2 separate regions of the Homo sapiens genome follow, and region 2 is linked to region 1. A link is a loop called in an ENCODE intact Hi-C map of the cell type or tissue named here. Cell type or tissue: heart right ventricle. All regions are shown on one strand. Each heading gives the region's core, and the rest is flanking DNA. Links, peaks and the distances in the headings are about the cores only. Region 1 overlaps PRDM8-AS1 (PRDM8 antisense RNA 1). Region 2 holds the start of CFAP299 (cilia and flagella associated protein 299).

The links. Hi-C counts contacts between places; a loop is a spot of excess contacts. Peaks named below come from ENCODE experiments on the same cell type or tissue, not always from the same donor. Only the 100,000 strongest peaks of a DNase experiment are listed, where the experiment ranks them.
Region 2: it touches region 1 in a loop (6-fold over the local background); 2 of 110 quality-filtered maps call a loop at or near these places.

What each region holds. Positions count from the first base shown.
Region 1 is chr4:80,179,813-80,188,157 of GRCh38, reverse strand. It overlaps PRDM8-AS1 (PRDM8 antisense RNA 1), which reads left to right. Exons shown (of 6, transcript NR_183912.1): 6 at 4,734-6,894. It also overlaps a transcript of PRDM8 not described here. Among named protein-coding and RNA genes, the nearest start is that of PRDM8-AS1, 13 kb to the left of the region's middle. RefSeq lists silencers at 2,809-3,103, 3,763-3,942, 3,953-4,002, 4,093-4,272, 4,423-4,472 and a cis regulatory region at 7,984-8,345. In heart right ventricle, for the core only: CTCF peaks have their summits at 3,680 and 3,925 (motif pointing left); DNase peaks (open chromatin) are centred at 2,631, 3,447, 3,907, 4,454 and 1 weaker place; H3K4me3 peaks cover 3,321 bases; H3K27ac peaks cover 1,640 bases; H3K27me3 peaks cover 3,678 bases.
Region 2 is chr4:80,331,900-80,340,244 of GRCh38, reverse strand. CFAP299 (cilia and flagella associated protein 299) reads right to left here and starts at 4,515. Exons shown (of 6, transcript NM_152770.3): 1 at 4,366-4,515. The coding sequence starts at 4,476. RefSeq lists an enhancer at 4,374-4,523. In heart right ventricle, for the core only: CTCF peaks have their summits at 3,416 and 4,300 (motif pointing right); DNase peaks (open chromatin) are centred at 3,470 and 4,544; H3K4me3 peaks cover 1,669 bases; H3K27me3 peaks cover 3,421 bases.

The DNA of each region.
Region 1 (8,345 bases), core at 291-8,290:
AGATGCAAAGATGCATGTCAGTGTGTGGGGTGGTAGTGACTGGAGAGTTGGAAGGAAGTAGCTTGTGGTAGAAAGTTAGGTGACCCTTGTGGAAGCTGAATGCGGGTCCTCCTGGCCTTTTGTCTTTAGTGTTTAGGTACAAGGTAAAAGGATTGAAAAGGCAGAGAAAAGGGACTTGGAACATGGAAGACACTCAACAAATGTTTCTTGAACAGAAAATGACATTTCAAAAATCAGGGAGACAAAGAGTCTGTCTGAAATGGGAATGGAGACCCAGAGCTGGGATTGACTGCCATCTCTTGGTGCCAGGTTGCCAGTAGGCATTTGGGGCTCTATAGGAGCATTTCTGAGTGACTTTATGTTACAGATCTCAGGAAGGGGGGTGACATTACTCTAGAAGAACAGACTCCGAGGACAGGAGGAGCAGGAGGTTGCATCCCCCTGCATATAGAGAAGGGGCATAACCCAACAACAGACGCGGAGCAAACCTGACTCAAGAGAAGTTACAAGTAAAACTCAGGTGAAGAGAAGAAAAGAGAAATGATATGGACTATCTTGGGGTGAATTAGGCCTCCAGTATAGGGTTGGACTCTGTATATCCCCCAAACCTTGGAAATTCAATTTGGAGCCCCAAACCCTAAATTCACAGACATCCCCTAATTATCTCCATAGCTCAGACCCTTTCAAAGTAGAGAAGCATACCTGCATTACCAAATGCCCCATCATTTCCCCCTCTCCTTCAATACCAGTATCATCCTCTGACTTCAAATGGGAGCTCTTAGCATTCTTTTCTGTTCTTCATAGATAATAAAATAATGGACAATAATATTTTACCCATCAACTAAGAGGACATTCAAGAAAACGTGGCCTGAAACAGCATTCAAGATGATATTCTTCTGCTTCCCCCCGCCCCAGGGCAGAGAATGCTGATACAGCAACAACCTGGGGTATTTCGTAAACTTCTGGCTCTTAGTCCACTACCCTGACTAAAAGGTGCTGTTAGCAAAAAGGAGAATAAAATAAAACCAATTCCTCAGTGTTCTACCCTGGGGGCAAAGGAGACATTGGTGAGAAGGAGCCACAACTTGGAAAAAGATTTATTTTTCCTGGCCATAAATCTCATCCCTTGTTCCTCTGCCCAACGAAGCATGATAAAGTCCTTTTCCATAAAGTATTCAGTATTAGAGCCACAAAGCTCCCCCAATCAGTAGCCATCTGCTTCTACCATAACTGCTGCTCCCGAAGCAGGGAAAGCAGCACAGAGAAAGGGCACCACTGTTAGGCTGCTGGACAAATGAGGAGCCTGAATAGCTTTGGTTTTCCTTGTGTATCTGTATCTATAGAGACAGCAGAAGAAAGGCCGCATTATATTGATACAACAATTGTAAAACAAAACACGGAAGAGGCATCTAAAGGGCAATATCGCATGCATCAGGGGTCCCCAGATAAAAGGGGCACTAACAGATTTATAGAAACTTTTAATTGGTTTTCAATTGAAAGCTAAAGAGGCCAGGGTGTAGCTGTGAAGAGTGGCAAAGTGCTCTCCTTCAGCCCTCTGGAGGCGTGATCGATTTCATGAAGGGAGAAAAGAGGAGACCCTACCCGCCCAGAGCTGCTGCTTCTTTGAGGGCAGGGAGCAACTCCACATTAGCAACTTTCCTCTTTGGCCAGGGAGTTAACTGATCTGATCTTGACAATCAATCTCTCTCTCTCTCTCTCTCTCTCTCCACCCTGCCTTCTCTCTCTCCCTTCTCTTCCTTCCTCCCTTATTTCCTCCCTTCTTTCTTCCCTCTTTCAGACCAGTAGGTAAGTGGAAAGAGGAAGGAAAGGCTGCAAAAGTAAATCTAACATTCCAGTTCTGGAAAAAAAAAGGCTCCTAATAAGGCCCAGACTTTAAACCTGTTTACCCGCTAGTAGGGAGGCCTCTGAAAGTAACAGGAGTCTGACTCTTATCCTACCCCATCCTTCCTCTTCTCCATTTCTATAACAACCCAGTCTTTCCTTTTCTATACCAAACGGGAAAAGCTAAGCGTCACAGGAGTCTCTCCACCTAGTGCAGTGAGAAGTTTTCCCTTGTGGCCACCGGGTTTATTTCAGAGTGGATCTCTCCATTCAGCCAGTACCGCGCGCCTTTTCCTTAACGCCTTCCTGAGAAGCCAGCTGCAGCGACGGTGGCCCCCGCCAGCTTCGGTGGACAGCGCCCACCCATGCAGCAGCCTCGGACGTCCGTCCGTCTGTTCCTAAAGCTAATTTATTGGCCCGACCCTCCATTACCATTTTCGGCTTCCTAATTAATCAACGATAAAAGGCAATGACGCAAATTACGATTATGAGGGAACTGGAAGACGGTTTTGAATAAAATGGGAGAAGGGAAATATGATTAATTGAACGACATGATAGTGAAATCTCAAGTGCGAGAAAAAGGCCCCAAGGGATCAAACTCTGAACTCATCCGTATTGCAGGTGCGCCCCTCCTGTTGTCCTAGTGCCCTCGCAAGGGGACAGCCCCTAAATTCAGTCACATGGGTCCTAAGCCTTCGGAAGAGACCGAACTGGGTTCCCACTCCAGCTCCCAACCACACTCTGTGCATGAGGCCCTTCCTCCAATCCTACCCCTTCCTCCAATCCCCATCACTCACTTTGCCGCCGCCCCTGACGATTTTCCGGGCTCCTTGCCGGTGAGTCTGCTCCACTTCAGGACCGCATTTTTATTGAAGTGCACCCTATTATTTCGCTAATGAGTTGCGGGTCTCCTCAGTTTCCCTTCTGTCCTTGCACATTCCTCTAGCGAGGCTTTTTGTGAAATTGTAGGAAAACAAGTCTAGTAGGTCAGAGATCGCATTTGCTCGTGTAAGGGATTAATAAAGCTCTTGTCTGATGCTGCTTTTTAGAATTACGTTCGGGATTAAAAGACAGACTCAACACAGGCACACATTTTGCATCCGCTGGTGGTTGTGATTAATTTTTCCGAGGGGATTTGGGCCGGGAGCTTACGGAACGTGCTCTCTGGGTCTAAAACCCAACGACCTCGGCGCACGGGCGAGCGGAGGGTCTGGGGGCACTGTGGGTACGCGCCAGAACACTGGGGGATTAGAGAGGACATCGGACGGGCGCGGAGTTGCCAGCCACTGCGGCCTTTCAATGTCCCTTCCCTCCCTTTCCCCACCCCCAGCGCAACTGCTTCTGAAAAAAAACGGTGAAGACTGTCCGGGGAGGCTGTCTTTAGGGTTTTGGAGAGAAGTGGGGGGCGGGGGAGAGAGAAAGAGAGATACTTTTGACTGTCATGACTTTTCGAGGGGAGAAAGGGGCTCAGTACAAAGCCACTGAACTTTAAGCATCCGTCTAGCAAGGGAAATCCCCAGCTCTGCATTCCAGGGAAGCGCTGCCCCAAGTGCATAACTCACCCCCCAATCAAACAGTCGCCGTGCCCCGTCCCCCGAAAAGAATGACTTCAACCTCTGAGAGCTGCCATTCTCAGGGCTGCTTTCGCGAGCACCCAGGGAGGCACCTATGGAGAGGAGCCAGAGCCAGAACCTGAGCGTGAAACACATCCATCCCCTCCACACTACCTTCCGGCGGGCGACAAACCCTCCCCCCGCCAGTGATCAGAAAAGAAAAGGAAAAGTACCGGGGTGCAAGCGGGGAGGGAGGGGGAAGTAAGAAAACAAGCGCAGAGAGAAAGAGAGAGGAAGAGAGGACGAGGGAGGGGGGAGAGAGAGAGAGAAGCAAAAAGGAAACGAGAGAGGAGTACAGTTAGAACTGAGAAAAATGGGGAAGGGGTGGTCGCGGTGGGCGGTGGGCATTACCGCTTTCCAGCGGAAGGGGGCATCTTTGCGGCAGAGGCAGCGTTCCCCGGGGCGGGGGCGGGACGCCGGGGCAGAGCCAGCCCTGTAGCCCCGGCCCCGGGGTGCTGGCGCCCTCTTCTGGCTGCTGTGCGGCCGCTCCCTGCTTCTCGCGGGTGCTCTGGTCCAGAAACTGTTCCGCCCTCCGCGCCCAGGATGAAGGGGCAGAGGGGAGGAAGGTCAAGAAAGAGAGAGGGTTGGGTACCGGAACGCTCAGGCTCCTCCTTCCCCGCCCTTCGCCTGCCCCGCGGCTTCCTTACCTGGGGACTGTGGGGCTCCTTCCCCGGGAGCGCAGCTACTGCGGGCCCCTCGGCGGCCGCTCTCCCACCCCAATCGGAGCCTGCCGAGGAGCCCGTCCGCCTCGCGAAATGGCCCCGGTCTCTGCTGCAGCAGCTGGGAGGGAGGGAGCGACCGCCGGCTGCTGCCGGGCGGCGTCTGGGGGCCGCGAGCCGAGCGCAAGGAGAAGCCATCTGGAGCCTCGGCAGCGGGCGGGGGTGGGGGTACAAGAGAAGGGGCCAGGCTGCTCGGCCCCAGGCGGGCGCGGGGCAGGGCTCTGGCGTGGGAGTGGCGCCCAGTCGCCCCAAGTACTGCGTGTGTGTCGCGGGAGGGGTGGTGTGGGGAGGTGTGTGAGGGTCATGGCCCCTGGGGAGGAGGAGCGGAGGCCTGCCGTTCTCAAGTCCCGCCGATTACAGGGCAGCCCGGTACCCGCAGGTTTAGCAAAAGAGAGGGGATCCTCCTGGCAACCACCAGCCCCCCTCCAGCCATTCTCCCTCCGGGGATGGAGAGCTGGGCGAGGACAACCCAAGCACTCCTACACGCTCACACACCCGCTGTCCGTCAGAAGTGGTTTGCTCATTTTCCTCTCTTCCCACCTTGTCCATCCCACTCCAGGAAACATTGCTCCCCAAACGGCACGGATTTCTGGACGCCTCCACCTTAAGACAGCTACTTCAGCCAGAACGTGGGACAGGCACTAACGGGATATCACCCTTGGGGATAAACACGCTCCAGTTTCCTGTGGACGGTGGAAGAGGAAAGAACAGGAGAAGCTGCCAAAGGGATGGGGTGTAGGAAGCTCATCCTTGCACGTTTAGACTAGGGAAGAAGAGAATATTAGGGATGGGGGAGGGGGGAGGATGGGAAGTGTAGTTTTTCCCCTTCCTTCCTTTCATTTCAGATCCCATTTAGTGCTTTTATTTCTTTAATTTTGAAAACTATTTCCCTTTCCTGAATCTGGATGCGGGCAGGGAGCGAACTCAAGGAAATGATGAGCATGGATGAGAGCCAGGGGACAGGAGATATGTCCTGGGAACTCAAACTCTGCTGCTTCGCCACTGTCTCCGAGATGCCCTGAGCCTTAGCCCAATGTAAAGGGAGCTGATTGGGTGTATGGGCAGTGGCGGGTGGTCTGAGTAAGAAATAAAATGAGGGCAAGCCAGATCTACTCCCATCCCAAAGCATTAAAAGACACACCTCCCCACCCCTCAGCTGTCTTGTGTCCGGCAGAATGGCATTATGTAAAAGATCTGGCATGTCACCCAGTGGCACATCTGGTAGGTGTAGATGGCATTCATTAGCACGGGGCTTCTACTCTGCAGCATGCCAAAGCTCTGACAGAGATGCCCGCTGCCAATCATTCATTGGCTGCCAATCCCCAAGCGCGGCCGGGCGGGATGGCTTCCTTCCACCCTGGCATCAGGAGTGGAGGAAACAATGTGTTGAGATAGAAGAGATGAAAGTGGAGCTGAGGATGCGAGGCACCCAACAGATGTATCCCATGAGGAGATAACGGTGCTAAAAGTCATTTAGCAAGAAAGCATATGCAGGATCTCAGGAGGGAGGCTTGGGCAGGGGGTCTGCTTGCCTAGGGCTGAGCTGAAGGAAAAGCAGGGGAGCCCTTTCAGAAACCTGAAAGTTGAGGTTGCTTCTCTAAAAACACACAAAGACCAAAACCTCAACCCCCTAAGTGTAGGATTTCCCCCTCTCTTTGGTTTGTCACTTGTATCTCTTTTTATCTAGCAACCTAACTACCTCTGTAAAGGTCAACCTTTGTCATGTTTTTTTCTGAGGACCGAGATGAAGAGCACCTTCCTGTTTTAAATTTTGCATAATTCTCATAGACTAGTAATTTGGGGGCTAAGGGGAGGAAGACTGTCAGGCTATCTTCAGTGCATCGTAAAAGGCAAAGGTCTTATTTCCATTATTAGCTTTTCAGAGGGGATAAAGATGAACAAAGGAAAGCAAGGAAATTATTAAAATGGCAAAGGAAGATTAAACACAAAATCCAGGATAGAGGTTGCCTTTGAGGTTGTTCTTTTTCTTAGGCTGGGTGGCAATTAACAAAGTGTTCAGCGTAGTTTTTCTTTATGCCATATACATATTTTACATTCTTTTTATCCATTCACAACTTAATAAAGCAACAACAAAACTCAGGGCTTTGAAAGTTTGTGGAACTTGGTGTTTAAGTTGACTCTAACTTAAGCTCTTTAGTTTATATATATAATATATATTTGTGTGTATTATCTATACAATTATACTCTTTTTAGTATATGTTATAAAATATTTGGGACATATACTATAAATTTATTCATATTTTATCTAAAACTGAAACTTTAGTTGGCCATTACATATATTTATTTGCTAAATCTAGCAACCTTGGGTATGTTGGCTCATGGTCACAATATAGCTGCTGTAATTCCAAGCATCAAACCATCGTTTTAAACATGAAGAAAGGAACAGGGGCAAAAAGCTGTGGTTGTTTGCTTAATCAATGAAAAGAATACTTTCACTTTCATTAGGCAGACCTGGATCTCCTGGCCACATATACATGCAAAAGAGTTTGGGAAAATTAGCCTTTAAAGTATAAAAAGATAGCGATAAAGGACTGGGGATGGTTGTTGGGTTGCAATCAAAGGTGTCTGACAAAGAAACCGAAGATCAAAGAAGAGTTAATGTTAACATCAAACAAGAGTATAGCTTATCAAGTTTTTTCATTGTTTTAAATAAAAGTTTTCTGTTTTCATTATTGTGATTAAAGGGATACTGTTCTTGAGTTTAGCAGTTTCTTTGTGAATTTTATCAAATATTTCAAAATAAGGGCTTGGTCTTAATGTGTTCAGAAGACAGCTAATGTAAAATTTATCTTATATTTAGATGAAATTAGTATTTGCATTAGTAGTATAATTAGAATGTACTTACAAATTTAAGTGAAACAAAGAAAATGATGTTACAAGGACTGGGATTTGAATTCCCATTCTGCGACTCATTGGGTGTGTGACTTTGGGTATTTTATTTATCTAAGTAATATTTCCCCATTTATAAAATGGGTTAATGTTGATGCCTTGGAGGGTTATCATGAAGTTTAGAGATCATGATACGCATAGAAGGTTTTGAAATGTGGCAATTCTCAGAGACCCAAAAGGAAACAGAAATTCAGCCCAAATGAATCATATTAAGAGATGAGTAGTCTCCCTGTATCTGTGGTTCTGCTTTCTGCAGTTGGAAAATAGGTGAGTACGGTATAAGATATTCTGAGAGAGGGAGAAAGGAAGACCATATTTACATAAATTTTATTACAGTATGTGATGGTTAATACTGAGTGTCAACTTGATTGGATTGAAGGATAAAAAGTATTGATCCTGGGTGTGTCTGTGAGGGTGTTGTCAAAAGAAATTAACATTTGAGTCAGTGGGCTGGGGAAGGCAGATCCACCCTTAATCTGATGGGCGCGATCTAATCAGCTGCCAGCAAATATAAAGCAGGCAGAAAAATGTGAAAAGGAGAGACTAGCTGAGCCTCCAAGCCTACATCTTTCTTCTGTGCTGGATACTTCCTGCCCTTGAACATCAGACTCCAAATTCTTCGGTGTTGGGACTTGGATTGGGCTCTCCTTGCTCCTCAGCTTGCAGACAGCCTATTGTGGGACATGTGATTGTGTAAGTCAATACTTAATAAACCCCTATATATATATATATGAGGCAAGGAGTTTACTGACTCTGTACATAATACCTTTGACCATATGTGGAGAACCAAGGAACACAATGAAGCTGGTTGCTTGCTCCTAAGTTCAGTGGACAAAATGTGGAAAGAAAATGATGAACTCAGGGATTCTGTCTCCTGGCTTCAGAAGCAGATACTGAGCCTCAAATCTGCTAAGATTGCACTAAGCGAGAGTCTTATCTCATGTAGAGAAGGAGCTAAAATTGTGGAAAAACAGACGCAAGCTCTTATCATGCCTGTGGCTCTCCTGTAATGAAAGATGCATGTACAGCTTTGCCAGGTGTCTACTGTTAAAGTAAGGGCATTGATTGGAAAAGAATGGGACCCCACAACTTGGTATGGGGATGTGTGGGAGGACCCAGATGAAGCTGGGGACACTGAGTTTGTAAACTCTGATGAACCTTTTTGACAGAAGAAACAGCTTCCCCATACACAGTAGTGAAAACATCCCCTCCCCAACCCATGCAGCTATCAGCCTTTCCACCTTTGTCTGAGGAGATAAAT
Region 2 (8,345 bases), core at 92-8,091, 150 kb before region 1:
CACTCACAGCTTCCTTTGGCTGGGAATGAGGGATCCTTTGGCTCTGTCTCACCCTGCTTTTCTTCATTATCCATGGGTCGAGTTGATTGCCTAGTGAGTCCCAAAGTGAAAACTTGGATATTTCAGTTGAAGGTGCCAAATTCACTCTCCATTTTCATTCTTCTCCATGACAGCCATGGACTGCAGTTGCTTCTAGTCAGCCATCTTGGCCCCTCCCCATTTCTATTTTATAAATAATGGGAAGACAATGCCCTAAGTGAAACTCCATGTTGTTTATCTCTGTAAATACTTTAGCCATTACTGCTATCCATTAGTCAGAGACATTTTAAATAATTCCAACACTCTTTGATCCTTTACCTGAGAAAAGCAGGTTAATTAGGACTTTTATTTTTCCAGTGGTCATAGGCACCTTTATTAAAATAAAGGGCCTGTGTTTATTTAAATAGAAGAATTACTAAGAAAGAACCTGGAAAATTATATTGTAATAATTTTGCCAAAACTTTTCAACTATTTCTATATTGATTTAGGGAATTAAGTTAATTAGGTTAGATAATACTAACTCCCAGAACAAATATATTTCTTTGGGTTAGCAGAGGAAAATCTAATTGCTGATACAGTGATGCATTTCTTTTGATGCTTTGAAGCTATTCAGTAAAATAAGCAAAGCACAGTGTACATAGCATAAAGTGCTTCTTTTATTCTTCTGAGCCACCTTACTCCTCTCTAGCTTATCAAATAATTAACTGGGGTTAGTTTCCTTTTTTCCACATTTCTCTTTCTTCCTAAGCAAGCATTATGTAAAAAGTTGTGTGGTTATTAGATTCATACACTATTTGTGTACTTACTGTGATCTGAGATGTTAAATAATTATATTGTGGTCAGGGTAATGGCAGCAAATTGTTGGCAAACTCACGACCAAAAAGAATAAAAGCACTATTTACAAAGATACGGGCAAAATTAATGGAAACCAACATGGGATCGTGAAGCATCCTTGGGTTAGCAACAGTGGGAAGCCATTAACACCATTTGGCATAAAAGAAGATAAGGGAGGAAGCAATTCCTAGAGCAGGGAGTGCTGCCAGACCCTGGAGAGAGTGCTATAGCTAATGGAATGAGAAGATGGCCAAACCTAAGGAAGGTAGCTGCTTCTAAACCACAGACAGTAGGAAGATGGCAGGGAATAAATTATCTAACCACTTCCTTCCAGCCCCCTGCACTCCAGTTGGTACCTCCTATTGGCTGAAACCAACCCAAAGCCAAAAGCTCCTGATTAATGACTGTGAAGGTCATTGTCCAGGGGCACAGAATGGATCTGGCACAGATTATATGATTATTTGTATGTCAATCATTGGTACTAACTTTTTATGCAGATTAACTGAAAACTTTTGGGAGCAGAATATACTACACAATACAAGAGTACCTGGAAGATAGTAAATGTTTGTAAAATGCTTGCTGAATAAATAAAACTTAGACCGGACTGTAAGCATTATATACTTAGGTTTCTGAGGTCAAGTCTAGAATAGATTCTTACTTAAACTCTTAGCAGTGTAGGCAATATCCACTACATCAGGCGCTTGGTGAAGGATTATCGACTAAAAAGGTGGCTGGATAAATACATGGGTGTACAGATAATCAGATGAAAGTATAGATAACTCATAACATTTTATATACTTTAGGAAACTTGAATAATCTAGTCCAACTGTTTCATTTTGTAGGTAAAAAATGGAATTTCAAGTTGATTAAAAACACAATATTGCAGAGTTAGAACCAAAAAAAAATCTTGTGACTCTAGCCTCTTCTAACTAAACATGCTACCTCTAATTTACAGTTTACAATTTGTTTCATTCAAATAAATTCAAGAGATCTCTTGTATAACATTGTGACTACAGTTAATAACAATATATTATGTTCTTTTAAAATGTCAAGAAAATAGATTTTTAAGTGTTCTCACCACAAAAAAATGATAATTATGTGAGGTAATACATATGTTAACTTGATTTAGCCATTCCACAATATATATAATTTAAAACATCATGTTGTATATGATAAATATCGACAATTTTGTTAGTTAAAATAAAATGTTTTAAAAGTTGTTCCATTCAAATCAAAGTCAGTTACTGATGATGATGATGTGTGTGAGAGAGAGAGAGAGGAAAAGCACAAGTATCAGCTCACTTAGCATGATCCATGATTTGTGAAACATGCTTGCCATACTACTGAAAGAATGCTGAGGAGTCTACTTGTTTCTGTGTGACCTAAGTGCACAATGAACTTACATCCACAGAAAGTATTTGAGAATGTAGATCTCTAGAAATAATAGCACTTTAAAAGTTGTCACTAATCAATCCAAATATATACATATATATGTAAACATATATATACCTGTCTAATTATCATTATTCAACTAAATCTTCATCTTACTTTTTATGAAAGTACAACAAAAATAAGCTTAATCAATGCCAAATATAAAAGTAAATTTCTTTGTCATTTCCCCAAATATAATTACCACCTTCCATTTTGGAAACCTTTAATGAATTCTGATTGATGGGCTGGGTGTGGTGGCTCACACCTGTAATTCCAGCACTTTGGGAGGCTGAGGCCGGTGGATCACTTGAGGTCAGGAGTTCGAGACCAGCCTGGCCAACATGGTGAAACCCTGTCTCTGCTAAAAATACAAAAATTAGCTGGGTATGGTGGTGCAGACCTGTAATCCCAGAAACTTGGGAGGCTGAGGCAAGAGAATCACTTGAACCTGGGGAGCGGAGGTTGCAGTGAGCCGAGATGGGGCCACTGCACTCTGGCCTGGGCCACAGAGTGAAACTCTATCTCAAAAAAAAAAAAAAAAATTCTGATTGATGAAACACAAATTATTAATTTCACATCTGTAATTAATATTAATGTTTTAGGTCCATACTCACATGAAGAACTGTGCCTTAAAAAATATTAAAACCTTTCTTAATAATACTAGGTTTAAATTTGCCAATCTTCCACATATGCTACAAAGATGATTTTAGTCTATCAAGATGTTTATAGCGTATATTTCATTTTTTGTTTATTTAAACATTCAAAAATTTAGATGTAAACATTGTTTAGCAGCATTACTTTTTCAGTGTCTTGGATGCAAGGCATAAACTGACTTTTATGACTTTAAATATATTATCTGTATAATGTTTTAAAATTTTGCTTTTGAAGCCAGGAGCTATATTGGAAATACCACCTACATTTATTTTTTAAATGTACTGAAGAATAACACTTTTGAAACCTGTAATCCATATTTAAGTGAAATGCCTCTGTAACCAATCTTTGAAGTCCAAAAGTGTCAATCCACTAAAATGCAGTTACCTTGTTGCAGTTCAGAAGTGTGGGGAGCTGGTGGCAGGATGCAAATCCTTCCCAGACTGATGTGGCTTTTCACCACATAGTGGCGCCTGTTCTCTCTGGCCTAAATAGGGATAAGGCATTTCTGGGTCCTGTGGAGAGCACGGCCGACTCTCCAGGTGAGTGTCCATTCAGTGGGCCTATCCGGGAAGTTTGGCTAGGAATATACTGGGACTTTAGGAGCCATCGTCCGCCTCCCAGCTTCCTAGCACTGATGACTTGTTAATTCCTGCGCGTCCGGGTTCTCCCGTGGCACAGGACAAGAACTCCACTCTGTCCCCCACCACCCTGCAGCGGGGGTAGCTGGGGAGGGGATTGGCTGTTGGGCAGAGGAAAGCAACCCATTAGGTCCAGTTTCGCTCCTTTTTTGTGTGTATATTTTTACTATCAAAGTTAGTTGTGATCATCAACTCGATAAACTTGAATCAGGAATATGTCTGCACAACTACCTGTAATGCGTCTCTGTAATTAAAGTACTTTCAGAATCAATTAGTGTGAGGTGGAAGTTCATGAACCCAAACGCCCAATATAACACCAAATACACTAGGTTGGTGTAAAGATGCCATCTTCTGTTCTTTAATATACCAATTGGCAAAGCAGAGAGAAACAGGTGTCTGTCCTAGATCACAGCCGGAGACTTCTCAGCAGACCTCCTTCCTCACAGAGAGCGGCTTTGGAATGGGAGTGGGCTGGGAGGAGGCAGGGGAGGCCAAGAAGCACAAATTCATGGCTCCCCAGTGTGAGTGTGCCCGCGCGTTTCTGCGCTGGGTGACTCTAGGGGCCCAAGTTCTGTCCGGACCGGGGAGCGCGGGGCGGTAAGGACGCGGCAATTCACCTCGCCAGCGGCTTTAGTGTCGCGGTCCCGAAACCGCGGCGCCTGACAGCTGAGCTGTCCAGCGCCAGGGGGCGACCAGCCCACGAAGCGGGAACTCGAGGAGGGACCGAGGGACGCGCGGCGGCGGCTACTCTGCCGCGCTCCGCCCTTACCTCCAGGTAGTACAAGTCCACAGTAGTGATCTGCGAGTCCAGGAAATCTTCATAGGCGTTGAATTGAGTGACAATATTGTCCAAGGCCTTCAGCCCCTCTTCCTGATCCATTGCGGTATCCTCGGCCGAAGCGTCCCTAGCAACGGAAGCAGGAGGGCAGGGTCAGGAGGCTCCACCCACTTCGTTCCTGCCAATCAGTTGAAGCCGGTGTGAGCTTTGGACGTTAATCCCACCCCCCGGCGGTTTGTTGCAGTTTCTGTCTTCTGCCTCACTCCTGTGAAAACTTTCTGGAATTACCCACCCAAGTTCAGGTCGGATACCCATCCACCGACTCAGGCTTCAGTGAACTGTTGAGCAACCAGAGAGGTGCAAACTGCAATCCAAAGTTAAAAAGTATGACACTGCCTACATACTTAGACAAAATATTAGGAATTAGCTCCCAATTGCATTCTAAAACAATGTTATGCAAGACAAAAATACCGAGACATTTTGCAAAAAGACTGTCTCAAAAACAAGTATATCAAATGGTGTTGTGACAACGACAATAATAAAATAATGATTTTGTTAAATTATTTTTAAAGTTATAACAAAGGTAAATTATTGCTAATGTTTGTGTACAAGAAGCAATTTATGAAATTCCCAAAGGAAAGAAACTCAGTCAAAAAAATGTCTTTGCAGACCTTTTTTGGCACCAAGTTCTTGCACTTATTTTACTATTTTAGCACAGTGAAAAATTTTGCTGTGTTGAAGCTGCCCTTTTTAAAGAATAAAATATCTGTGAAATCTTATTAAATAAAGTCTTTCACTAAAGATTTTTTGTTTTCTTCAGAACAGTATTGTGTTTTTAAAATATGAATTTAAAGTAATCCAACACAACAGCTGGCAAAATATGTTCAGAACCAATCTTTGGATTTTAATATTTTACAAACCATCCTTGGGAATTAGCATATAATACAATGCTAAGCCTTTAATTGTTGCTCTGTAAGTACGTTTCTAATTCATCTTGAAGATTTTCACAGATTTGCTAACAAAATTTTAATGAAAACATCTGGTAAGATACTTCATTTCAGTTAGCTTTCCTAATTTAAAAAGTTCATCTTAAAAATTAGGATGTCATGACTTGCAAATTTTAAGTGATATAGACACAATATTTAGGATGCTACTAACTTGTTTTTTTGTTTGTTTAATGAATGTATTCTGACATGTTTTTAAAGATATTTTGGGCCTTATTTTTGAATGCAATTTAATTATTGAATTTGGGAAAACAAAAAGGAGATAAAACCTTGGACACTGGTAACCCATCAAAAGTAATAATAGGCCAGGTACAGTGACTCCCAGCACTTTGGGAGGCCGAGGTGGGTGGATCACGAGGTCAGGAGTTCAAGACCAGACTGGCCAACATGGTGAAATTCCGTCTCTACTAAAATTACAAAAATTAGCTAGGCATGATGGTGGGCGCCTGTAATCCCAGCTACTCAGGAAGCTGAGGCAGAAGAATCCTCCTATATCAAGATTTCATCACTTTTAAGAAACAGTAAAGCATCTAGAGAATGTTTGGGTTTATTAAACTAGAGCACTTTAATGAAAAGGACCTATATGTTAGTAAAATGTGAGGTCATGGTTTGGCTATATATTGTTCTATTATATCAATTGTGATTGTGCATTTTTTAGAGAAACCTCATTAAATTTGCCATTTGGTCAACATCTCTTTGATGAAGTAATCTCTACAGCATCTAAATTTAAACAATCATGAAATTATTTTCAGTCAATGAGTCTAGAAATGTCTTCTAACTCAAAACACTGAGGCTGATTTTCAGCAAATCAGCTTCTCTATTAATATCAAGAAAATTCATAAACTTATCCTTGTTCCTCACAGTAAGGCTAGAATTAATAGTGCGTATAACTCAATTGTCCTTTTCTAAACTTTCAATTTAACTTCAGAACCACTTTCAGACCTGTGCCTGAGAAATGAAAGGGTGGCAACAAAGAAATTAGTAAGTTTCGGCAAGCTTCTCTTTTCATTGCAAGGCTTTTGTTATGATCAAGAAATACTTTATTTTGGATAACATGCATTCCTACTTCAAGTCCAAGATTTTTAAAGACTGAAACCTGGAATTTAGCACCGATCCCAGAAATTCCATTCTTTGCAAAAGGACAAAGAAGGATTAGTATATTCATAATAAAACCCCAAGATGTAGGAAAGAGGAAACATATGTTATGTAAGAATAACAAAATATATGCCAGATTTAAGGTACTTACTTGGTGGAAGTATATTAAAAAGTTTCAAATTAAGCTCTACACTTTTATATTCCAAAATATTTGGCAATATACTATGATAGCTGACACAGTGAAAGGAAAACATACTTTGGTTTGTTGACATGACAGGAAGGGAATGTTTTGCTTATGTTAATAAGAACTTGAGGATCTATTAAGACGTTCTATTAATATGTTATCATATTGTAGGAAAAAAACATATACTTACTCTAATAGGACAAGAGATTTGTGTCTGGTGTTGCCTAGCTGCTTGTTAACTATGACTGCAGATGAGGGCTATTGCTTAATCATCAGCCAAGGAGAGCTTTTTTGCACTTAGAAACAATGGTGATACTAAATTTACTTGAGCTATTTCTCGTGATGAGATCGCTGGACTTCCTCACAGTCTCAGTTATTCTAGGATGCTGGAGTTCTGGTTCCACTGCTTCTCTGTCCTGGAGACACAATGTGTTCATGTGTCATAATCCGGGAGTTTGCTCCTGCCTTGTCATTGACAGTGTGAAAGGAAAATTTCAGAAGAGAGAAATACAAGTATAAGATGGAATTCCTCCCAGGACTGGGGTTGACAGATGTCTGCAGCTAATAAAGATTGAAAACTACTACTGTGCTATGGGATAGATGATGGGTATGATCACCACAACCACCACTTTGGAACAGAGAAAAACTTGGGCTCTCTGTGGCTCTATAAGGCATTACCAAAAACCTCACTGAAAATTCCCTCAAGCTTTTTGGCTACATGGAAATCAGCCTCTACCCTAAAACTCCACTCCCCCTGAGTGGGCAAACAATCAGAACATAGCACCTGTGAATAGACGGCCACCACAATAAATGTGGAGCTGCCAGTTGCAAGCAGGTGCCCAGCATTGCCCTACAATCTATGTTATCTTTTTCTTCAGTTCACTCTTACCTTCTACTATGGCTTTTTCCACTTTCTCCTCTCTCCTTAATCTTATATCATCCTTTCTCAAAGCAGATAAACTTAACTCTTATACCCAAAAGAAGTAAGTTATCACAATAGATTTCCCACAGTCAAATGCTGTATACAAGCTTATTCACATTCATATCAACGTTTTACTTCTTCCATTGTGTAAAGGAAGAGATTTACCTCCTTCCATACCTTCACTACACAGGTTCAATCTCCTTCTGTCTTCCCAGGGTTTCTCATTTTAATTATTCCCTCTCTTCTTTGTTGTTAATTTATCTCTTCTCTCCCTCCCCACCCCAGCTCCTTTCCCATTTTAAAAATAAGCAAATGATCCCAAAAATCACCCTCACCTCCACAGACAATGTTAGCTATAGGCTTTCCTGCCCTTTACAGCAAAACTTTTGGAAAGAGCTGTCTACAATCACTGTCTCCATTTCCTTACCTTCCACTTTCTGCCCAACATATTCCAGTCTGTTTTTACGCACTGCTCCACGATTTTCACCAAAGTCAATTATGACATCTTTGCCATTAGGCCCAATAGACATTTTTTCTGTCCTCAGACTGCTTGACATTTAGCAGCATTTGACCCTGTGACCACTCTCTTCTCTTCGAGATTCTCTTTTAGCTTCTGTCACATTACTTTGCACTGAGGTTGGTTAGTTGGTTGTTTGGTTGGTTCGTTGGTTTTCCATTAGCTGTTTCTTCTCAGTTCTCTTTGCTAGCCCCTTTTCTCCTTACCTAGCTTTTAAAAGATTGGAGAGTCTCAGGGTTCTCTCCTAGA